3 separate regions of the Homo sapiens genome follow, and regions 1 and 3 are each linked to region 2. Evidence: read pairs that join two places in POLR2A ChIA-PET (ENCODE). Cell type or tissue: A673. All regions are shown on one strand. Links, peaks and the distances in the headings refer to the core of each region. The heading gives the core; the rest is flanking DNA. Region 1 overlaps ZNF689 (zinc finger protein 689). Region 2 holds the start of ZNF48 (zinc finger protein 48). Region 3 has its middle 18 kb from the start of FBRS.

Region 1 (8,016 bases), core at 1,775-6,774, 210 kb after region 2:
ATTACAGTTGTGAGCCACCATGCCCAGCCATCTGCTGTTTTATAGTAAGCAGTAAGGAAGCTGCTCTTTGTCCTGGATGCAGACATTACCTCTCCCTCAAGGTTTGCTTGCTGCCAACACTCCTGAGAATTGTTCTGGGTAATGAGTGGCAAGGGCTTTGCTTATTTATTTTTATTTATTGGTTATACTTACATTTATGGTTTATTAAAGCAAAACGACACAGATTTAAAATCATCAAAGGGATAAGGTACATGGGACAAAATCCGGATGCAACCGGGCACAAACTTTCAGGTGTCTACTCCCAGTGGGGTATCACAGGGACGTGCTTTTTTCTCCCTGCAATGATTTTTGACAACAGGTGCTGATTGTTCCCAAACAGAGAAGTTCACCCAAGCTTTAGGGTGCAGGGTTTTTTTGTTTGTTTGTTTTGGTTTTTTGTTTGTTTGTTTGTTTGTTTAGATAGTCTTACTTTTGTTGCCCAGGCTGGAGAGCAATGGTGCGATCTCAGCTTACTGCAACCTCCACCTCCCAGGTTCAAGCAATTCTCCTGCCTCAGCCTCCCAAGTAGCTGGGATTACAGGTGTGTGCCACCACCTGGCTAATTTTGTATTTTTAGTAGAGACGGGGTTTCACCACGTTGGCCAGGCTGGTCTCAAACTCCTGACCACAGGTGATCCACCCACCTCGCGCTCCCAAAGTGCTGGGATTACAGACGTGAGCCACCGCGCCCGGCCATGTGTGGGGTTTTTATTGGGGATTAGTCACATAGGCTTGGAGTGTCCATACTACTGATCTCTGCTACTCAGACCCCAGAGCAAAAAACAATGTTCACTATAAATCACACTTAGGATAAACTTATTTGTTCAGACTGGTACAGCATGATGGCATGCTGTATGCCAAGACCTCTGGCATACAAAAACACTAATCAAATAAAATATTCCACGGGCTCAGAAGTTATTTCCCAGGAGCAGACCAAATGCCAGTTCTAAAGATGAGCTTTCTTTGGAATGTGCAGGGTTTGAACAACCTACACCTCCTGAGTTAACCCATTCCTACACACACCTGATCCCATGAGTCCATTGTACCTGGTAAACTAAATTTTGTATCTCTTAGAATTAAAATTAGTTTAGGTCCAATGTCAACAAATCTCTGGAAACTCTAGTTACTTCCCCTTCTCTGATGCTCACAGTAGCAGTAGTCTACATTCACTGAACCCACTTGTTTATTCTTTGGCCCACTGCAGTATTAATAGACACTTGACTGAGCTTTCATGATGTGCCATGTACTGAGTTAAGCACTTTATATACATTCCAATCTAATGTGCTTGCTAAATGGCTGCAGGTACACTTGGAAAAGGCTAGAAGCTCTACAGCATGTTTTTGTCAGTGTAGAACTGACATCAAGTCCTTCATCAAGGGAACCCAGCCTCCCCAGATCTAGAGAAGGGGAGACTCTAGATCTGTGAATAGGCTCAAGTCTGAGAATCTGTTGAAGGCAGGGACTTGCAATTTTTGCCAACTCAACAAGATGTGAAGGCAGGACTTGCCGAGATGGATCGGAAGTCAACATGAGTGGGCACGCTGGTCAATTTGGAGTCACAGCAGGGAGACTCATGGAGGAGTGTCTGTTAACACCTACTTTATAGAGTTCTTGTGAACATTGGATTGGAATGTATATAAAGTGCCTAACACAGTACATGGAACATCATAAAAGCTCAGTCAAGTGGCTATTAATATTGCAGTAGGCCAAAGAATAAACAGAAGTGGATTCAGGCCAGGTGCAGTGGCTCACACCTGTAATCCCAGCAGTTTGGGAAGCTGAGGCAGGCAGATCACTTGAGGTCAGGAGTTTGAGAACAGCCTGGCCAACATGGTGAAACCCCGTCTCTACTAAAAATACAAAAATTAGCTGGGTGTGATAGCATACACCTGCAGTCTCAGCTACTCAGGAGGCTGAGGCACAGAATCACTTGAACCTGGGAGGAGGTGGAGGCTGCAGTGAGCAGAGATCGTGCCACTGCACTCCAGCCTGGGTGACAGAGTGAGGCTCCAGCTCAAAAAAAGAAAGAAAAGAAAAAAGTGGATTCAGTGAATGTAGGCTACTGCTTCAAGGCATTTAGCTGAAAATAATAGGGATCAAGAGAAAAGTTCTTTTTTATTGTTTTAAAGGCAGATCTTAGCATGCTTATAGGCTGGAGTGTCTTTGGGACAAGAAAGGGAATCTGAAACCATAAAACTAGGAGACGAGAAAGTAGGAATAATAGAGCAAAGTCCCTGAGGGGCAGAAGGGGATGAAACCCAGGCCCAGCTGTGTTGCTGAACATTGTATATCCAGGACTTGCTGAGATGGATCAGAAGTAAATATGAGTGGGCACACTGGTCAATTTGGAGTAATGGCAGGGAGCAGAATGTTAAAGAAGCTCCTATTTGACCCCTTGTATTTTCCTAGTGAAAGCGGAGGTATTTACTGGTTAAAAATATATGGAATGGGCAGGGAGCAGTGGCTCACACCTGAATTCCCAGCACTTTGGGAGGCTGAGGCAGGTGGATCATGAAGTCAGGAGATCGAGACCATCCTGGCTAACATGGTGAAATCCTGTCTCAACTAAAAATACCAAAGATCAGCCGGGTGTGGTGGCAGGCACCTGTAGTCCCAGCTACCAGGGAGGCTGAGGCAGGAGAATCACTTGAACCCAGGAGGAGGAGGTTGCAGTGAGCTGAGATCACGCCACTGCATTCCAGCCTGGGCGACAAAGCAAGACTCCATCTCAAAAAAAAAAAAAAAATATATATATATATATGGAATGCTTCTCTGGGCACACTGCCTATAGGGTGGTCCTGCTCTGGACTACCAGAGTATTTATGTACTTATTTATTTATATTTATATTTATACATTTGTATATAAACTATTAGTTTATATCTAACTTTAATTCTATATATATATATATATATGGAAGACATAATATTGTCTTATTACTGTTGTTGCTTTTTAAGTCTTGCTATATTGCCCGGGCTGGTCTCAAACTCCCAGGTCAAACAATCCTCCCGCCTTGGCCTCTCAAAGTGCTGAGATTACAGGCATGAGCCACTGCACCCAGCCCAGAAGACATAATATTGAAGGTTCTACTGAGGTTGAAGGTCAGGAAAGGTATCGTGGCCCCTCTCAGCAGCAATGCAGTGTTTTTCCTCACAGCTCATATCTAGGCATGGAGGCAGATGGGAGATTAACCCAGACTGAGGCTGTGTATTAGTTCATTCTTTTGATTGCAAATAACAGAAACTCAAACCACCTTAAGCGGAAAGGGGAAGTTATTGGAAGGATGCTAGGATCTCTCACTGAATAAGGAACCAGGATCCCAGCTCGGGTGGATTGAAGTGCTTCAGGGAACATAGGAGGTTATCTCCCATTTCTGCTCTCCACAGACCACATAATGGAATTTAGCCATCAGTGGCTACCAAGTTTTATGAATTACAATCCAGTCCCAAAGAAAGTTATACAATTCCTAGCTGAGGAAATCCTTGCGTTCTGGTGGCAAAGGGAAGGGGAAAGAGCCAGCTCTACCAGGGGGCTGGGCAGACCTGGTAATAGGGCTCTGCTGGGCAGGACAGGTCTCCTGGTCTGAAAGTCTGGCTCTCCCATCAGAATAGCAAAGATTGCTACAGAGTCAAGGAACCAGATTGATATTTTGTAAAAAGTAATTCCACAAGGAACAGAATTCATTCATCAGACATTTTAATGAGACCCAATCTGATATGACCCCTTCTTGGGGGTAGCTCATCATCCAAGGAGAAACAAACAGTTACAATGTTACAATGCAACTTGCTAAATATTGAACAGAGGTAATTACATAAAGCTGTGTTCCCCCAGCTGCTCCCCTGCTTGTGCTGAGATCAGGAGAGCTGTAGGAAGGAGCCACAGGGGTAAAGGATGACCCACTCCAGCTGTTGGAATATGAGATGAGTCACATCTGGAAATTCTAATTTGGTGCAGCTGCCCAAGGCAAAGTGGTAGGCCTTGTTCACATTTAACTCGGTAAAGCTTTATGAAGCACCTACCCAGTGGGTGCCATGGAGGTGGATCAGATTGAGCCACGCTGCTGCCACCTCTGTGGAGGGAGGCTGGCATGGATACAACTTGATGACTATAGACTCTTCCTCTCTGGATTCAGTTCCCTCTTTCTAGCCTCCTTGAATGGCCTCAGCTCATTTTGTGAAAAAATGCTGACTGAGGCCTCATGGAAGTTCTGTGCCGATTCTTAGGTGCCTGTGATTCATCTGTGCCTGATGAGAATCAGGGTCAAGTACGGCCCAATTCTCCAGGCTTTTCCAGGCACTGGCTGCCTGAAGCCAATCCAGGTCTGCCAGGTAGAGCACAAGCCAGTCCCATTTGCACTTCCTGCTGCTAAACCACAGGTCCCTGCTTCTCCTTAAGAGCAACCTTCTCCCAGAGCTGACTACACTTATGTCTCATACCCAGCTTGAACCAATTTTCCAAATACAAGATGAAGACTTAGTTTTATAGCTTTTTTTTTTTTTTTTAAGTTTAGGGCATTTATATATCTGCAACCCAATAAACCCCTGGTACCATGCAGCTCCCCCAAATTCAGTGCAACCAAAGCTGCTGAAACAAGTCCAGCCCCAGAAGGTGTAGTGGCACTGTGGTGTTACCTTATTTTTATATGACCCTTCAAAAAGGACACTGAAAACCCAGTGCCTGTTTGCAGAGATCATGTGTGGAAATTGAAACCCTGTCTTTAAGGAATGACCAAATTCATGCTACTTAACCTGAAAACTTGGGGGCAAAGTGGTTGTGATTATCTGAAGGGCTGCTATGTAGATGAAGTATTAAACATGTCGTAGGCAAGGTTTAGAGGAGAATGTGGTACTTAACCTTCTATAGATCCCACAATGAAATGACCTGCCTTGTGAGGTAGTGAGCTCCCTGTCAAGAGAGATTTTCAAGCAATGGGTAGAAGACCACTTGGCAGGAGTGTTGCAAAAAGTGGGCTAAACCAGATTTTTCCAACCTAGTATGGAGGAAGAGGCAGAGTAGGGGAAGGTCCTGCCCCTATGAGATTCTCCTGATTGCATGCAAGATGACAGGTAATCCCTGTGTGGACAGACTAGAAAAGCAGACAGCCCCTAAAATAGATGGGGAGAACTTTTAGCCCTGATATCCACACAAACTATTTTAGGATAGGGTAGCTTGGAAAACTTTAAGCAAATGACGTCACCTCTCCTAATGGGACTGTTCCAGACACGCACAGGGAGGCAGCCAGCGCATTGCAAGATACAAAGTTCAGCTCTGTGCAGCAGGAGACCCGGGTTTAGTTCTGACTCTGCCCTGTATGACCTGGGGCTCCTCCTTCCCTTTTCTGGGACCCTCCATAAAATGAAATGAACGTAGGCAGTCCTTCCCCTTCTAATGGGCGTTGCCCCTCTGACTGGAGCCCCCGATAGCAGATCTAGGGCTACAGTTTGGGGCCTTGGGGCTACACTTGTGGACAGCCAGAGACCACCTCTGGCGGAAGCACCGGCCACACTCGAGGCAGGGGAAAGGCTTCTCCCCCGTGTGCAGCAGCTGGTGCTGGGCCAGGTGGCTCCACTGAGCAAAACGCTTGGAGCAAAGGTCGCAGGCATAGGGCCGCTCGCCCGAGTGCACGCGCCGGTGGCTGGCCAGCAGTGAGGGGTAGGCAAAGCGGCGACCACAGTCGTCGCAGGCGTGCAGCTTCTCCTCTGTGTGCGTGCTGCGATGGATGGCCAGGGAGCCGCTCCGCCGGAAGGCACGCCCACAGTCTGGGCAGGGGTAGGGCTTCTCTCCGGTGTGCAAGAGCTGGTGCTGGAGCAGCGTGCTGCGCTGGGAGAAGCGGGCCTCACAGTGCTCGCAGGCATAGGGACGCTCCCCAGAGTGCACACGCCGGTGACTGACCAGGCGAGAGGAGGAGGAGAAGCGCCGCTCGCAGTCCGGGCACGGGTAGGGCTTCTCGCCCGTGTGGATGCGCTGGTGGATGACGAGGGCCGTGCGCTGGCGGAAGCGGCGGTTGCACTCGAGGCAAGTGTAGGGCTTCTCTCCCGTGTGTGTACGCTGGTGGATGGCTAGCAGGGAGGGGTAGGCGAAGCGACGTCCACAGCTAGGGCACTGGTGGGGTTTTTCACCTGTGTGTGTGGTCCGGTGATTGGCCAAGGACCGGCTCCTCCGGAAGCAGCGACCACAGTCAGGGCAGTGATAGGGCTTCTCCCCTGTATGGATGACCTGGTGCTGGGAGAGGTTCTTGCGCTGGGAGAAACGTTTGCCACACTGGTCACAAACATAGGGGCACTCGCCGGAGTGTGCCCGCCGGTGACTGACCAGCAGGGATGGATAGGAAAAGCGGCGCCCACAGTCTGGGCAAGGGTAAGGCTTTTTTAGATTCTGGGCGCACTTGTGGCTCTCCAGGGCCTGATGATCAGGGAAGGTACAGCCGCAGTCAGGGCAGATGGGGCCCCCGGACGTCTGCCTAGGAATCAGTCGGGGTTTGCTGGGCCTCCGGCCTCGCTTCCCCTTTCGGGGTGCCTCCTTAGGCGGGAATACTTCCTTCTCCCCATTCTTCTTTCTGGTTCTGCTTTCTATAGAAATACAGAAGCATTAATTTAACAAATACTGGGCTCCTGCTCTTGTCAATTACATTATAGGTTACAAGACCAATAGACTCACCCCCTGGTCTCAATTCCTAGTGCCACAGACAGCTAAGTGTGACATACTGTCATGCAAATACGGTGTGCATTACAGGAGCTTCTAACCCAGCTTGGAGAAGTCTAGGAAGATTTCTCGGAGATTAAACTAACTTTAAAAATTGAGGCCGGGCACAGTGGATCACGCTTGTAATCGTAAGCACTGGGAGGCCGAGGCGGGCAGATCACAAGGTCAGGAGTTTGAGAGCAGCCTGACCAACATGGTGAAACCCTGTTTCTACTAAAAATACAAAAATTAGCCGGGCGTGGTGGCACGCACCTGTAATCCCAGCTACCCAGAAGGCTGAGGCAGGAGAATCGCCCGGGAGGCAGAGGTTGCAGTGAGCCGAGATTGTGCCACTGCACTCCAACCTGGGCGAGAGAGCGAGATTCCATCTCAAAAAAAAAAAAAAAAGGAATATTTTTGAAGAGGTAAGCTTACATCATTCAAAAGTCAAAATATCAGCCAGGCATGGTTGCTCATGCCTGTAATCCCAGCACTTTGGGAGCCCAAGGCAAGAGATCGCTTGAACCCAGGAGTTCAAGATCAGCCTGGGCAGCATAGTGAGACCCCATCTCTACAAAAAATACAAATATTAGCCTGGCCTGGTGGCACGCGTGCCTGCCTGTAGTCCTAGCTACTTGGAAGGCTGAGGTAGAGGATTACTTGAGCCCAGGAGTTCAAGGCTACTGTGAACCATGATGGCACCACTGTACTCCAGCCTGGGCAACACAGCAAGACCCTATCTCAAAAAACAAACAAGTCAAAATATTAATAAAGGAATACAGAGAAGTCTTGCTGCCACCTTTTTCCAATCTACCTTGTAGAAACCATATTAGTTTTTTCCCATTTTTTTGATGCAATACAAATGTCACCTTCCCTATCTTTCTTTCATAAGAGATTGCATACACATGCTTTACAGCGTATGTTCTCTTCCCCACCTTTCTTTTTTTTTTTCTTTTTTGAGACAGAGTCACGCTCTGTCACCCAGGCTGGAGTGCAATGGTGTGATCTCAGTTCACTGAAATCTCCGCCTCCCGGGTTCAAGTGATTCTCCCTGCCTCAGCCTCCTAAGTAGCTGGGATTACAGGCATGCACCACTATGCCCAGCTAATTTTTTGTATTTTTAGTAGAGTCAGGGTTTCACCATGTTGGCCAGGTTGGTCTCGAACTCCTGACCTCAGGTTATCTGCTCACCTCTATCTCCCAAAGTGACTACAGGCGTGAGCCACCATGCCCAGCTCACCTTTCTTATACAAAAGACAACATATACACACCTTATACACACTTTACATTTTTTCACT
Region 2 (8,016 bases), core at 1,732-6,731:
CCTAATATGTAAACTCACGGCACATTAAAACGGAACTATTCTCTATTTTCCTCTCTGAAGATAGGTCGTAATCCATAGTCATCTTTGGATCTCAAGCTTCTAGCACACATTAGGTTTTCTTTTATTTTTATTTTTTGAGACGGAGTCTCACTCTGTCGCCCAGGCTGGAGTGCAGTGATCTCTGCTCACTGAAACCTCTGCCTCCCGGGTTCAAATGATTCTCCTGCCTCAGCCTCCTGAGTAGCTGGGATTACAGGTGAGCACCACCACCTCCAGCTAATTTTTTTATTTTTAGTAGAGACAGGTTTTCACCATGTTGGTCAGGCTGGTCTCCAACCCCTGACCTCATGATCCGCCCGCCTCAGCCTACCAAAGTGCTGGGATTACAGGCGTGAGCCACTGCTCCTGGCAGTCTTTTTCTTTTCTTTTTTTTTTTTTAAACAGAGTTTTGTTCTGTTGCCCAGAACGGAATGCAGTGGTGTGATCTCAGCTCACTGCAACCTCCGGCTCGCGAGTTCAAGCGATTCTCCTGCCTCCGCCTCCCGAGTAGCTGGGATTACAGGCGCGTACCACCACATCTGGCTAATTTTTGTATTTTTTAGTAGAGATGGGGTTTCACCATGTTGGCCAAACTGGTCTCGAACTCCTGACCTCAGGTGATTCACCTGCCTCAGCCTCCCAAAGTGTGGGGATTATAGGCGTGAGCCACTGATTCCAGCCTAAGGTTTTCTTTCTCTTTCCTTTTCTTTCTCCTTTTTTTTTGGCGGGGGGGTGGGGGTGGGATAGGGTCTTGCTCTGTCACCCAGGCTGGAGTGCAGTGGCATGATCTCAGCTCCCTGCAACTTTCACCTCCCGCGCCCAAGAGATCCTCTCACCTCAGCCTCCCAAGTAGCTGGGACTACAGGTGTGCACCACCACTCCCAGCTAACTTTTTTGTATCTTTTTATTTATTTTATTTTTTCCTGAGGCGGCGTATCGCTCTGTCGCCCAGGCTGGAGCGCAGTGGCGCGATCTCGGCTAACTGGAAGCTCCGCCTCCCAGGTTCACGCCATTCTCCTGCTTCAGCCTCCTGAGTATCTGGGACTACAGGCGCCTGCCACCACGCCCATCTAATTTTTTTGTATTTTTAGTAGAGACGGGGTTTCACTGTGTTAGCCAGGATGGTCTCAATCTTCTGACCTCGTGATCCACCCACATCGGCATCCCAAAGTGCTGGGATTACAGGAGTGAGCCACCGCCCCCGGCCCTGTATCTTTTTAGAGATGGGTTTTCACCATGTTGGCCAGGCTGGTCTCAAACTGCTGGACTCAAGAGACCTGCCCACCTCAGCCTCCCGAGGTGTTGGGATTACAGGCGTGAGCCACCATGCCTGGCCCATATTAGGTTTTCAATTAGTATGTGGCCCACTGTTTATTCAGCCCCCACTGCCTGGAGTTGTTCATTCAGCCCCCACTCCAGGCAGAGTCTGGACTTTGCCGAAATCAAACCAATTAGAGTAATAGCTGATACTTTTGCTAAGTGCTTTACACATATTCATCCTCAACCATCAAAGTTAGCTGTTATCATCCCTATTTTACAGTTTGGGAAACAGAAGCTTAAGTAACTTCCCTAAAGTCAAGTAGCAATTAAGTGACAAAGGCCAAGAACCACACTCTGCATAAATGGCTTTAAAGACAGTATCTGCACCCACTGAACACTACAGAAGGTATCTCTGTGCGCTACACTCCTATAAAATTTTGTCCATACAGTCAATATAGAACCTGTCACACCATCTGACAACTCCATATCCTATTGGGCCAAGAGCTCCCTGAAGAGTTTCTTTATTTCCAGGGCCTAGGACAGTGTTTAGGTATTAGCTAGTGATCAATAGGTATGTGTTGATTTCTGGTCCCTGTTTCTGTCAGTGCTAACATCCATGCATGCCAGGCACACAGAGATTCATTACTACAAACTAGAACCCTTCCTGTTCTCCCACACTATCGTGAATTGGTCCATATAACTCTTTTTTTTTTTTCTTGAGATGAAGTCTCGCTCTTGTCCCCCAGGCTGGAGTGCAATGGCGCGATCTCAGCTCACTGCAACCTCCGCCTCTGGGGTTCAAGTGATTCTCCTGCCTCAGCCTCCCAAGTAGCTGGGATTACAGGCGCCTGCCACCACGCCCTGCTAATTTTTTTATTTTTAGTAGAGATGGGGTTTCACCATGTTGGCCAGGCTGGTCTGGAACTCCTGACCTCAAGTGAGCTCCTGCCTCTGGCTCCCAAAGGGCTGGGATTACAGGTGTGAGGCACCACACCCGGCCTTTTAAATTTTATTTATTTATTTTTTTGAGACGCAGTCTGACTCTGTCACCCAGGCTGGAATGCAGTGGCGTGATCTCGGCTCTTTCCAACCTCCGCCTCTCAGGTTCAAGTGATACTCCTGCCTCAGCCTCCTGAGTAGCTGGGATTACAGGCCCGTGCCACCACGCCCTGCTAAGTTTTGTATTTTTAGTAGAGACAGGGTTTCACCATGTTGGCCAGATTGGTCTCAAACTCCTGACCTCATGTAATTCACCTGCCTCGGCCTCCCAAAGTGTTGGGATTACAGGTGTGAGCCACTGCACCTGGCCGGGTCCATATAACTACCTTAACAGTCTCTCTTTCTTTCTCTTTTTTTTTTAGATGGGGTCTCGCTCTATTACCCAGGCTGAAGGGCAGTGTCACAAATATGGTTTACTGCAGCCTCAACCTCCTGGGCTCAGGTGATCCTCCTGCCTCAGTCTCCAGTGTAGCCAGGACCACAGATATGTGCTACCATGCGCTGCTAAATTTTTGTTTTTTTTTTGTAGAGACAAGGTCCACTTTTTTGCCTAGGCTGGTTTCGAACTAGTGGCCTCAAGTGATCCTCCCACCTTGGCCTCCCAAAGTGCTGGGATTACAGGCATGAGCCACTGGGCCCAGCCCATTCTCTCTCTCTTTTTTTTTTTTTTTAAAGAGACAGGGTCTCGCTCTGTTGCCCAGCATGGAGTACAGTGGCACGATCCACGATCATGGCTCACTGCATCCTTGAATGCCCAGGTTCAGGGAATCCTCTCAGCTGGGATTACAGGGGCAGGCCACCAGGCCCAGCTAAATTCTCTAATTTCAGTGATTTGTGTACTTGCTCCTTTAGACTGGTAGCTCTCCAAGGACAAATCTTGCAGGTGTTTCAACTTTTTATCCCCAACTCTTGGCTTAGCACTAAGATGCTAATAAATGTGAATTAATGCATAAACCACAGTTACCCCCACCATCATTGGCAGAGGGGCTGAAGACACCTCCAGACACTCTCTCCACCCCAAAACCAAGCCCGCCCAGAGAGCGGATACTGGGATCTTGCTCCTAGGGCCTGGGAACCTGGAAACACAGCTCCAGCCAGGGGCCCACCAGGATGGGAAACAGGGCTTGTTCTTCAGCCTCTCCCTGAGCCTGGCCTCTATAGGGCTGCCGACCTGTCCGGAGTCTTTCTGGCCGCCTCTTTCTTTGTGTCTCTTTCTCTTTGTCTCTGCCCGTTTCGCTCACTATCGTCTTTTGTTCCTCTGCTTCTGGGCCTGTTACTCTCCAGGCTCCCAGCCTCTTACTGCTCCTCGGACTCTGCGTCAATGACTTTATCTCTTATCCGTTTCTACGTCTCTGTCTCTAGCGGCTAATCTTTGGCTCCCCTTATTTTTGGTCAGCCGCTGTCCCTCGGTCTCTCTCTGCCTTTGCGTCCTCTGTGACTCAGGGCTCTGATGTGAGTCTCTGGCTCAGGGTCTCTGTTCCGGGCCCCAGGTCTGATTCCATCTCTCCAGCAGCATTTACCCGGTGTCTGCCTCTAGCCTCTGCTCCTGCCTCGGTCTCCCCAGCCCAGCCCCCATTCCATACCCACCCCCACCCCGGGCCCTCGGCCTCTCGGACCAGCCCCGCTTTGTTTCCCACGTCTCGGCGCCCCGCCCCGCCCCGTCTGGGGTCTCCGCCGCCCTTTGTCTGCCTTGGTCTCTCCCCCACCCCTTTCCCCGGGTCCGTCTTTGGATCCCTCTTTCTTTGTCTCTCCCAGGTCGGAGTGGCTGGCGCTGTCGGCCGGCCGGGGAGGTCGGCGCGGGTGGCTGGAGACACACAGCCACAATTACGAAGAGCCTCGGGCCTCACCACCCAGCTGCAGCCCAGGAGGCACACGGTTAATACCACCGAGTTCGGGCCGCCGGCCTCGGCTTAGAGTAGCCCCTGGGCCGCACGCTGCCGCCCGCCGGCCACAGAGCTACCGCCGACGCGGGCGACCCCCACAGGCCCGCAGCTCCTCCAAGGTCCTAGAGCGGCTCCGTGCGGCCCCGCGCTTCCGCTTCCCGTCCCCGCCCCCGGTGGCCGCCCCCGGGACGCCTGGGTCCGAGCCCGCTCCCGGCTTGGCGCGGAGCCTGCATCCCGGAGCCGCTGGCGGCTCGGGCGCCTGCACCCCGCTGAGGAGCTCCGGAGGGCGCCGGGGTGGCGGAGCCGGAGGCGGCCGGCAAGGTGAGAGCGGCGGCTGCGCGCTGGGAGGAGCAGCAGGTGCAGGGGCGGCCGGCGGCGCGGGCAGGGGGCACCGGGAGCCGCGCCCGTACCTGGGACCCGACGCCGCCCGGTGCCCGCGCTGGCCGGCAGAGGGCAGCGGCAGGGCGCCGCGGGCCACACATGGCTGCGTGACCGCGGGATGCTGTCTGTCCCCTTGCTCAGGGCGGCGTGCCGGCGATGGAGCGCGCGGTAGAGCCTTGGGGCCCAGATCTCCACCGCCCGGAGGAGAGGGAGCCACAGAGAGGCGCCCGCACAGGTGAGGGCCTCGGCCGTGCGCCGCCACGGACAGGTAACGGCCGGTGGGGACTGCGATGCTTGGCTGTGGCCGGCCGAGATCCTGGAAGATCGGACGTGAGCTGTGCCTCTGGGGAGATAGGGGGAGGGGAGCTTTCGGAGCACCAACTGTGCGCCAGGCCGGGAGGGGCTCTTCACGGCCTCTGTCCCCTCCCTCACGGCCTTCCTCATCCTTACTGCCTCTGCCCTACTTCAGGCTTCATTCTGTTTTATCCTGGCAATTGCAGTAGCCTCCTCTCTGCCCCTTTCTCTCCACTGATGCATTCTCTCGCCAGCTTGATCTAAGTCCAGATATAATCCTGTGTCTCTTCTGGAAAACCTTCCCTAGCGTCCCCCAGTCTCCTAATTAAAAGCCTTAGCTAGTGTCCAATCCAAACCGTGCGTGCTCAGGTTAGTCCCAACATCCTTTGACACCTTATCTTCCATTCCACTCCATTATTTTCTCTTCGCTCTGCCGTAATGCCGGTTCCTATTTCCTTATCTCCTATCTCTCTTGTGACAACATAGTTATTCTAGTTATTCTGCACCCACAATTATAACCATTGATACTTTAATCTTATCTCTCCTACCACCCTAAGCTTCTTGAGGAAGGGATGTGTGCCTGGGTCCTCTCAGGTACACACAGGATAACTGATGTAATAAATTACCGAATGGGCTAATATAATAAGATACAATAATAATAGCAAATACCAAGTTTTCCAAATAGACAATATAATGTAGGGATTAACACGGGCTTGAGTGTCAGAGAGACCTTAGTTAGACATCACGCTTTGCTACTTTTTTTTTTTTTTTTTTTTTTTGGCGACAGGGTCTCACTGTGTCACCCAGGCTAGAGTGGCACAATCACAGCTCACTGCAGCCTCCACCTCCTGGGCTCAAGTGATCCTCCTACCTCAGCCTCCCAGTAGCTGGGACTACAGGTGTGCACCACCATGCCCAGCTAATTTTTGTATTTTTTTTTGTAGAGTTAGGGTCTCACCATGTTGCCCAGGCTGGTTTCTAACTCCTGGGCTTAAGTGATCCACCCACCTCGGCCTCCCAAAGTGCTAGGATTACAGGTGTGAGCCACCCTGCTGGCCTGGCTTTGCTACTTTCTAACCTTTATAACCTCCAGCAAAAGGACTTAAATTCTCTGAGTCTTTCCATGCCTGTAATATGGGGATAGTCATAGTGTTATAGTATTGTTTGCAAGCGTTTAATACTAATGCTGAGTTTGGTGAATGACATACATTAAGGGCACAGTAAAAAGAAGTTTTTATTGAGAGGCACAGATAGTAAGTGCACCAGAGGTTGAGAGGACAGAGAGATTGGGGTTCCTGTGACCACAGATTGTCAAGGGAGTCTTCCTGGAGAGGTTGCTGTCAAAGATAAGTACCGAGCCAAAGGGGAGGGTCTACAACTTCCTTTTCTTTCCTCAGGTCTAGGGAGTGAGAACGTGATTTCTCAGCCGAATGAGTTTGAACATACCCCACAGGAAGATGACTTGGGGTTCAAGGAAGAAGATTTGGCTCCAGATCATGAAGTAGGAAATGCCTCTCTCAAACCTGAAGGCATCCAGAACTGGGATGACTTATGGGTCCAGAGAGAGGGTCTAGGAAAGCCTCAGCCTCGGGACAGAGGCCCCCGGCTCCTGGGTGAACCACGCTGGGGCCAGGCTAGTAGTGATCGGGCCGCTGTGTGTGGTGAGTGTGGCAAAAGCTTCAGGCAGATGTCAGATCTGGTGAAACACCAGCGGACCCACACAGGGGAGAAACCCTACAAGTGTGGGGTCTGTGGCAAGGGCTTTGGGGATAGCTCTGCCCGGATCAAACACCAGCGGACTCATAGTGGGGAGAAGCCCTATAGAGCCCGGCCACCAGCCCAGGGTCCCCCAAAGATTCCTCGGTCCCGGATCCCTGCTGGTGAGCGCCCCACTATCTGTGGTGAATGTGGCAAGAGCTTCCGGCAGAGTTCTGACCTGGTGAAACACCAGCGGACACACACTGGTGAGAAGCCCTACAAGTGTGGCATATGTGGCAAGGGCTTTGGCGACAGTTCCGCCCGCATCAAGCACCAGCGGACACACCGGGGGGAGCAGCCCCCCCGACCAGTGGTGCCCCGACGGCAGCCATCTCGGGCAGCCACGGCAGCTACCCAGGGACCGAAGGCCCAGGACAAGCCATATATCTGCACTGATTGCGGCAAGAGGTTTGTGCTCAGCTGCAGCCTCCTGAGTCACCAGCGTAGTCACTTGGGGCCCAAGCCCTTTGGCTGTGATGTGTGTGGAAAGGAGTTTGCCCGGGGATCCGACCTGGTGAAGCACCTGCGGGTGCACACGGGTGAGAAGCCCTACCTCTGCCCAGAGTGCGGCAAAGGTTTCGCGGACAGCTCCGCCCGAGTCAAACACCTCCGCACCCACAGTGGCGAGAGGCCCCATGCCTGCCCGGAATGCGACCGTACCTTCAGCCTCAGCTCCACCCTTCTTCGCCACCGCCTCACTCACATGGAGCCCCAGGACTTCAGCTTCCCAGGCTATCCCCTACCCGCTCTGATCCCCAGCCCACCCCCACCTCCTCTGGGCACCAGCCCCCCGCTGACACCTCGAAGTCCCTCACACTCGGGTGAGCCTTTTGGCCTGCCTGGCTTGGAGCCAGAGCCTGGGGGCCCACAGGCTGGGGAGCCACCCCCACCACTGGCGGGCGACAAGCCCCACAAGTGCCCTGAGTGTGGCAAGGGCTTCCGCCGAAGCTCTGACCTGGTGAAACACCATCGTGTGCACACAGGGGAGAAACCCTACCTCTGTCCTGAATGCGGCAAGGGTTTTGCTGACAGCTCAGCCCGAGTCAAGCACCTCCGCACCCACCGTGGTGAACGGGCCCGGCCACCACCACCATCCACTCTGCTGCGGCCACATAACCCACCTGGCCCAGTACCCATGGCCCCTCGACCCCGAGTTCGGGCCCAGCCTTCTGGACCCAGCCAGCCCCACGTGTGTGGCTTCTGTGGGAAGGAGTTCCCCCGGAGCTCAGATCTGGTCAAACACAGGCGTACACACACGGGGGAGAAGCCATACAAGTGTGCAGAGTGTGGCAAGGGTTTTGGTGACAGTTCTGCCCGCATCAAGCACCAGCGTGGGCACCTGGTCCTGACGCCCTTTGGGATAGGGGATGGTAGGGCAAGGCCCCTCAAGCAGGAGGCAGCA
Region 3 (8,016 bases), core at 1,853-6,852, 280 kb after region 2:
AAAAAAAAAATTACTGTTCCACAATACTGCAGTCTTAAGTGAGCAATAGTGTTATGTCTATGAAAACGGTACATCCCTTAATTTTTTAAATGCTAACAGTCATCTGAGCTTTTGCAAGTCGTAATCTTTTTGCTGGTGGAAGTTCTTGCCTCATTGGTGATGGCTGCTGACTGACTGAGGTGGTGGTCGGTGAAGGCTGGGATGACGGCGGTTTCTTGACAACAAGGAACTTTGCCTCCTTGATTGCCTCTTCCTTTCACTTGAACACTTAGAGGCCATTGTAGGGTGTTATTAATTGGCCTAGTTTGAATATTGTCTCTGGGAAGAGGGAGGCCCAAGCACAGAGAGAGAACAGTTAACACACATTTATTGATTGAGTTCGCCCTCTTACATGGGCACTGTTTGTGGCACCCCAAAGCAATTACAATAGTAACATCAAAGATCACAGATCACTATAATAGATACAATAATGGAAAAGTTTGAGATAATGGGAGAATTAACCAAATGTGACTCAAACACGAAGGCCAGGCGTGGTGGTTCACGCCTGTGATCCCAGAACTTTGGGAAGCCAAGATGGGTACATCCCTGAGGTCAGGAGTTCAAGATCAGCCTGGTCAACATGGTGAAACCCTGTCTCTACTACAGAATACAAAAAGCTGGGCATGGTGGCTGACTCCTGTAGTCCCAGCTACTCAGGAGGCTGAGGCGGGAGAATCACTTGAATCCGGGAGGCGGAGGTTGCAGTGAGCTGAGATTTTCCAGCCTGGGTGACGGGGCGAGACTCTGTCTAAAAAAAAAAAAAAAAAGCAAGTCACTACTAAACTGGGCTGTCAGGGCTGTTGCCTACCTGAGCTCCTATAGAATTGACTGAGTGACCTTATTCTAAGTATGCCTGCTTTTTTTCTTTTTTGAGACAGGGTCTCACTCTATCACCCAGGTTAGAGTGTAGTAGTATGATTTCAGCTCACTGCAACCTCCACCTCCTGGGCTCAAGCAGTCCTCCCGCCTCAGCCTCCCGAGTAGCTGGGACTATAGGCATGCACCACCACACCCAGCTAGTTTTTGTATTTTTTGTAGAAACAGAATTTTTCCATGTTGCCCAGGCTGGTCTCAAACTCCTGGACTCAAGCTATCTACCCCCTTGGCCTCCCAAAGTCCAGGGATTACAGGTGTGAGCCACCACACCCAGACTTGTTTTGCTTTTGAGGCAGCTTTTGAGCAAAACAACAGCCGGTCTGTTGCCCAGGCTGGAGTACAGTGGTGCAATCACAGATCACTTCAGCCTCGAACTCCTATTCCCAAGTGATCCTCCTGCCTCAGCCTCTCGAGTAGCTGGAACTACAAGCCTGTGCCACCACATTTGGCTAGCTTTAAATTTTTGTAGAGACAGGGTTCTTGTCTTGTTGTCCAAGCTGGTCTCAAACTCCTGGTCCCAAGCAATCCTCCTGCCTCAACTTCTGAAAGCGCTGGAATTACAGGCGTGAGCCACTGTGCCTGGCCCATAAATGTACCTGTTGCCTTAGGAAAGATGCAGCCAACATTCCCTGCCACCACCACACATATCCAGGATGTCTAGGGAAGGCTCAAGCCTAGATTGCTCCAACAGAAGTCAGAAACAAGTGACCAGAAGGTGAACGTTGGCTTGCAGACAAGATTTCACATGGAAGTTCTTGTTTTCAGCTTCTCTTGAAAAATCCAAAAATCTGTGGTCACTAGACCTGCTTACCCCCATGGCTTTCCTTTGAAATGGGGCATAATCTCACCAGATTGCGACTGTCCCCTCCACTTGTTGTCTTGGAGTAGACCACAGTCACTATTCAGGCTACCTCTCTGGCCCCTATAGGCATTTGAGAGTGACTCTCAGTGAAATATTTTCTTTCTTTCTCTCTCTCTTTTTTTTTTTTTTAGACAGAGTCTTGCTCTGTTGTCCAGGCTGGAGTGCAGTGGCACAATCTCAGGTCACTGCAACCTGCGCCTCCCAGATTCAAGCGATTCTCCTGTCTCAGCCTCGCAAGTAGCTGGGATTACAGGCATGCAACACCATGCCTGGCTAATTTTTTGTATTTTTAGTAGAGACAGGAGTCACACTAAATGTTGGCCAGCCTCGTCTCGAACTCCTGACCTCAGGTGATCCGCCCGCCTCAGCCTCCCAAAATGCCGGGATTACAGGCGTGAGCCACCGTGCCCAGTAGAGTTAAATATTTTCTAGACATGCCTATCCCACCTCTCCTAGATCTCTCCCCAAGCACCTCAGATATCCCAAATTAAGTCATCTTCGAGATCTGATGCCCCACTTCCCCCAAGGTTTCCATCTCTGTGTCATCAGCACTCAAGTCAGAAACCTCCCTCTTCCCTCACTTGATGCAGTTTCTGAGCTGCCTTTGATTCTTTCAACCACTGTTGACTTCATCCACAGTGCCAGGCACTGCACTTAGTGGCTGGGGATACAGAGGTACACAAAACAAACCCCAGCCATCCTGGAGCTTACATTGGACTATGAAAGAGGACAATTACAGAAGCTAATGACAGAATTCCAAGGGCCAGGCGTGCCGTCTCTGCCTGTAATCTTTGGGAGGCTGAAGTAGGCAGATCACCTGAGGTCAGGAGTTCGAGACCAGCCTGGCCAACATGGTGAAACCCTGTCTCTATTATAAAAATACAAAAATTGCCAGGCGCGGTGGCTCACGCCTGTAATCCCAGCACTTTGGGAGGCCGAGGCAGGAGGATCACAAGGTCAGGAGATCAAGACCATCCTGGCTAACATGGTGAAACCCCGTCTCTACTAAAAATACAAAAAATTAGCCGGGCATGGTGGCGGGTGCCTGTAGTCCCAGCTACTCGGGAGGCTGAGGCAGGAGAATGGCGTGAACCCGGGAGGTGGAGCTTGCAGTGAGCCGAGATGGCGCCACTGCACTCTAGCCTGGGCGAGAGTGAGAGACTCCATCTCAAAAAAAAAAAAAAAAAATTAGCCAGGTGTGGTGGCACACACCTGTAATCCCAGCTACTCAGGAGGCTGAGGCAGGACAATCACTTGAACCTGGGAGGTGGAGGTTGCAGTGAGCCAGGATCGCTCCATTGCACTCCAGCCTGAGCGACAGAGCCAGACTCCATCTCAAAAAAGAAAAAAATTCATTTTTAATTTTTCTGGGTACATAGTAAGCGTATATATTTATGTGTTACAAGATATTTTGATACAATCATGCAATGTATAATAATCACAAAAATATGGAAAGCTTCACGAATTTGCAAGTCATCCTTGCTAAGGGGCCATGCTGACCTCTGTATAATGTTTTAGTATATGTGGCTGGGTGTGGTGGCCCACGCCTGTAATCCTAGCACTTTGGGAGGCCGAGGTGGGCGGATTGCCTGAGGCAGGAGCTTGAGACCAGCCTGGGCAACACGGTAAAACCCCGAAGTCCCTTCCTCACTCAGGCCGAGGCAGGCCCTTGAGCCCAGGAGTTCGAGACCAGCCTGAGCAACATGGTAAAACCCCGTCTCTATGAAAAATACAAAAATTAGGATGTGTCGGCCGCACGCCTGTAGTCCCAGCTACTTGGGAGACTGAGGCAAGAGGATCACTTGAGCCCAGGAGGTTGAGGCTACAGTGAGCAATGATGGCACCACTGCACTCCAGCCTGGGAGACAGAGCAAGACCTTGTCAAGAAAGAAAGAAAGAGAGAGAGAGAAGAGAGAGAGAGAGAGAGAGAGGAAGAGGAAAGTTATACATATACATGTTTGTTATTTAAAAGTAGAGATGGGAGCTGAGCACAATGGCTCTTGCCTCTAATCCCAGCACGTCAGTAACTGAGGCAGGAGGATCACTGGAGCTCAGGAGTTCAAGACCCGTCTTTATGTAAAAACAAAACCAAACACATGGCCAGGTGCAGTGGCTCACGCCTGTAATCCCAGCACTTTGGGAGGCCGAGGCAGGCGGATCACCTGAGATCAGGAATTTAAGACGAGTCTGGTCAACATGACGAAACCCCGACTCTACAAAAATATAAAAATTAGCTGGGCACAGTGGTGCACGACTGTAATCCCAGCTACTTGGGAGGCTGATGCATGAGTTGCTTGAAAACGGGAGGTGGAGGTTGCAGTGAGCCAAGATCGCACCACTGCACTCTAGCCTGGGCGACAGAGTGAGACTTCGTCTCAAAAACAAAAACAAAAACAACACAGATCTCTGTGGATAGACATTTAAGTTGTTTCTAGCATTTGTGTTATGACAAACAGGATTTCTGGAAGTATTTTTATTATTTTATTATTATTGCTGACATAAAATTCACATACCATGAAATGTACCTTTTAAAGTGTGCCATTGCAGTGGTTTTCGTATATTCACAAAGTCGTACAACCATTGCCATTATCTAATTCTGGAGCCATTCAGAAACACCCATTTTTTTATGGCCATGTGTGCATGTGTCAGAAGAAGGCACTCTTGGAGGTGCAGCTGATGGGTTGTACAACCACTGCCATTATCTAATCATGGAGACATTCAGAAACACCCATTTTGTATGGTTGTGTGTGCCTGTGTGAGCAGAAGGCACCTGTGGAGATGCAGCTGATGGGCTTTGGGGTGATGAGTCCTTCCAACGGAAAGAAAGCAGGGCCCAGAGGCTTGGGATCACCACATTACCCCTGCTACACTGAGCAATTTGCAATGACTGCCAGTCCCTCAGGAAAAGTTAGTTCTATCTGGATTTTTGCACATCGGATTTCCTTCAAGCAGGCTAGACCCTTAAATATTCCAGTTAGAACAGTCTAATGATAGGAAATGCCCCAGTAACATGGGAGTTGTAATATCTCAATTCACAGACCTTGCAGTTGTGTGGTCCTTTTAAAACCTAAGTCAGGTGATGTCATTCCTCACCTGACTTTTGAGAGTTTTCAAAACTCTCAAAAAACGGAAAAAAGCGGTGGCTTACGCCTATAATCCCAACACTTTGGGAGGCTGAGGAGGGCAGATCACAAGGTCAGGAGTTTGAGACCAGCCTGGCCAATATGGTGAAACCCTGTCTCTACTAAAAAAAAAAAAAAAAAAATTACCCGGGTGTGGTGGCGGGCGCCTGTAGTCCCAGCTACTCCGGAGGCTAAGGCAGAAGAATCGCTTGAACCCAGGAGGTGGAGCTTGCAGTGAGTCGAGATGGCGCCACTGAACTCCAGTCTAGGCGACAGAGTGAGACTCCGTCTCAACAACAAAAACAACAATATAAAAGAAAGAAAGAAAGAAAGAAAGAAAGGAAGGAAGGAAGGAAGGAAGGAAGGAAGGAAGGAAGGAAGGAAGGAAGGAAAGGAAAGAAAGAAAAGAAAAGAAACAGCCAAAATAAACAAATTCTGCAATGCCTAGCATCTCACTCACAGTAGAAGCCAAGTCCTTACAAAGGCCTGCAAAGCCCGACACAGTCTGGTTCCTGCCTACCTCCCAGCCCCGCTTTCCCAGCCCTCGCCCTCTCACTGACTCTGTTCCAACCCCTCTGGCCTCCTGGTGGGGCCTCCAGCTCACCCAGCACATGCCCACCTTGAGGACTTCACAGTGCTCTTTCATCTGCCTAACAGATTCGTGCACAGTTCCAGCCTCACTTCATTTCCCTGCTCTGTCATCCAGGCTGGAGTGTAGTGGCATGATCTCGGCTCAGGGATTACAGGTGTGCACCACCATGCCCAGCTAATTTTTGTATTTTTAGTAGAGACAGGGTTTCGCCATGTTGGCCAGGCCGGTCTTTAACTCCTGACCTCAGGTGATCTGTCCGCCTCGGTCTCCCAAAGTGCTGGGATTACAGGTGTGAGCCACCACGCCCAGCCCATGCTGGGCACTTTGTTAGGCCCCAAGGTGGTGGGCAGTGATGGGTAAGACTTATGAATGGCGTAAGCCACCACACCCGGCCCCTAAACCCGCACTTTGCTAACTGTTTGCTTTGTGATGTTCAGGCTAGTTGCCTAAACTCTCGGAGCCTGAGAGTGAACCACACCTATCACAAAGGGAAAGAGCCTTGGACTCCACTGGGCGGTGATGAGTAAAAGCTGCTGCAAATGAAAAAGGCCTCCCACAGTGCTGGGAGCACGGTCGAGGTCCACAAAACAGTAGCTATCAGGGTGATTCTTATGTAAATGCTCTGAATAATAATACCATTAACATTTATAGAACTAGGTGTCAAGCTCTGTTAGGCACCCACATCAGGCGAGATCTTCTAGTCCCTAACTCTTCCCCTAAAACCAGCTTCTGCTCGCCAAGCCCCACTGGGAATGAGGAGGAGGGGCTCTCGGTGATGCAAATGAGTGTTGACTTTTTTTTAATCAACAAAACAATGAGCCCTTAGAAGTATACAATGGAAATGTTTAGAATGTTGAAAGGAGAGAAATCAGTTAACAAGTGCTTATTGATACACTCACACCCAGCTCTACTTGTCAATAAACATTTCCCAAAGCCTGCAGATTGGAATCCAGGCGAGGGCCCTAAGGGCTGTGTGAACTGGGGCCTGTTACTTGAGGTCACTGTGTTTCAGGTTAATGCAGGAAAACAGGGAAGTAATGAGGCTGACCTGTTGGGTCTTCGGTGAAATGTGTATGAAGAGCTTGACACTTACTAGAAATGAAGCAATTTTTCTTATCTAAGGAAATCATTTTACCCCAACCCTCCCCACCTCACTCCTACTTCAGAAGTGTAGGAGGCTCCCCTAGATTCTGAGCCTTAATTCTGACATCACAGAGCCACTTTCAGTTTCCTGGGGGAAGACAGGAAGGAGGAATAATGTGTGGAATCAATACTGAGGATGCTGGCCTGGCGTGGTGGCTCATGCCTGTAATCCCATCACTTTCTGAGGCTGAGGCGAGCAGATCATCTGAAATCAGGAGTTTGAGACCAGCCTGGCCAACATGGTGAAACCCAGTGAAACCCAGTCTCTACTAAAAATACAAAAATTAGCCAGGCATGGCTATGCAGTAGGTGCACGCCTGTAATCCCAGCTACTATGGAGGCTGAGGCAGGAGAATTGCTTGAACCCAGGAGGAGGAGGTTGCAGTGAGCCAAGATCTCGCCACTGTACTCCAGCCTGGGCAATAGAGCAAGACTCCATCTCAAAAAATAAAAAATAAATTAAAAAAAGACTGAGGATGCCTAGAGCCACTGTGCTAGGTGCAGAACAGGCTAGTTAAGCAAGCAATGGAGAGATACCTAAATATATATGTATAAATATTTTTTAAATAGAGACAGGGTCTCACTATGTTGCCCAGGCTAGTCTTGAACTCCTGGCCTCAAGCAATTCTCCCACCTTGGACTCCCAAAGTGATGGGATTACAGGAGTCAGCCTCTATGCCTGGTGGAGAGATACTTTTATTTATTTATTTATTTATTTATTTAACTCAAAGTCTTGCTGTCACCCAGGCTGGAGTGCAGTGGTGTGATCTCGGCTCACTGCAACCTACACCTCCCGGGTTCACGCCATTCTCCTGCCTCAGCCTCCCAAGTAGCTGGGACTACAGGTGCCTGACACCACACCCGGCTAATTTTTTTTTAATTTTATTTTTAGTAGAGATGGGGTTTCACCGTGTTAGCCAGGATGGTCTTGATCTCCTGACCTCGTGATCCACCCGCCTCGGCCTCCCAAAGTGCTGGGATTACAGGCGGGAGCCACCGTGCCTCGCCAATTAATTTTATTTTTGAGACAGAGTCTCGCTCTGTTGCCCAGGCTGGAGTGCAGTGGTGCGATCTGGGCTCACTGCAGCCTCCACTTCCCGGGTTCAACCAATTCGCCCGCCTTGGCCCCACAAAGTGCTGGGATTACAGGTGTGAGCCACCGACCCTGGCCATGGAGAGATATTTATTTATTTATTTTTTATTTTTTAATTTTTATTTTTTGAGACGCTGTCTTGCTCTGTCACCCAGGCTGGAGTGCAGTGGCGTGATTGCAGCTTACCTCAGCCTCCGCTTCCCGGGTTCAAGCAATTCTCCTGTCTCAGCCTCCGGAGTAACTGGGATTACACGTGTGGGCCACAACGCCCAGCTAATTTTTTATTTTT

Evidence for each region. Peaks named below come from ENCODE experiments on the same cell type or tissue, not always from the same donor. Only the 100,000 strongest peaks of a DNase experiment are listed, where the experiment ranks them.
Region 1: POLR2A ChIA-PET joins it to region 2 with 23 read pairs; 13 of 35 experiments call an interaction of 5 or more read pairs at or near these places.
Region 3: POLR2A ChIA-PET joins it to region 2 with 5 read pairs; 3 of 35 experiments call an interaction of 5 or more read pairs at or near these places.

Annotation. Positions count from the first base shown.
Region 1 is chr16:30,598,842-30,606,857 of GRCh38, forward strand. ZNF689 (zinc finger protein 689) reads right to left here. Exons shown (of 3, transcript NM_138447.3): 3 at 3,717-6,606. The coding sequence ends at 5,423. Among named protein-coding and RNA genes, the nearest start is that of ZNF689, 7.5 kb to the right of the region's middle. In A673, for the core only: no CTCF peak of the experiment used is centred there; no DNase peak of the experiment used is centred there; H3K27ac peaks cover 941 bases.
Region 2 is chr16:30,391,077-30,399,092 of GRCh38, forward strand. It overlaps ZNF48 (zinc finger protein 48), which reads left to right and starts at 4,344. Exons shown (of 3, transcript NM_001214909.2): 1 at 4,344-4,502; 2 at 4,704-4,797; 3 at 6,254-8,016. The coding sequence starts at 4,719. RefSeq lists enhancers at 2,264-2,764, 4,766-5,362, 7,697-8,016 and silencers at 4,256-4,445, 4,536-4,795. In A673, for the core only: no CTCF peak of the experiment used is centred there; DNase peaks (open chromatin) are centred at 4,265 and 4,965; H3K4me3 peaks cover 2,506 bases; H3K27ac peaks cover 2,213 bases.
Region 3 is chr16:30,672,081-30,680,096 of GRCh38, forward strand. It overlaps the pseudogene RNU6-416P. Among named protein-coding and RNA genes, the nearest start is that of FBRS, 18 kb to the left of the region's middle. RefSeq lists enhancers at 4,771-5,671, 5,672-6,571, 6,572-7,472. In A673, for the core only: no CTCF peak of the experiment used is centred there; no DNase peak of the experiment used is centred there.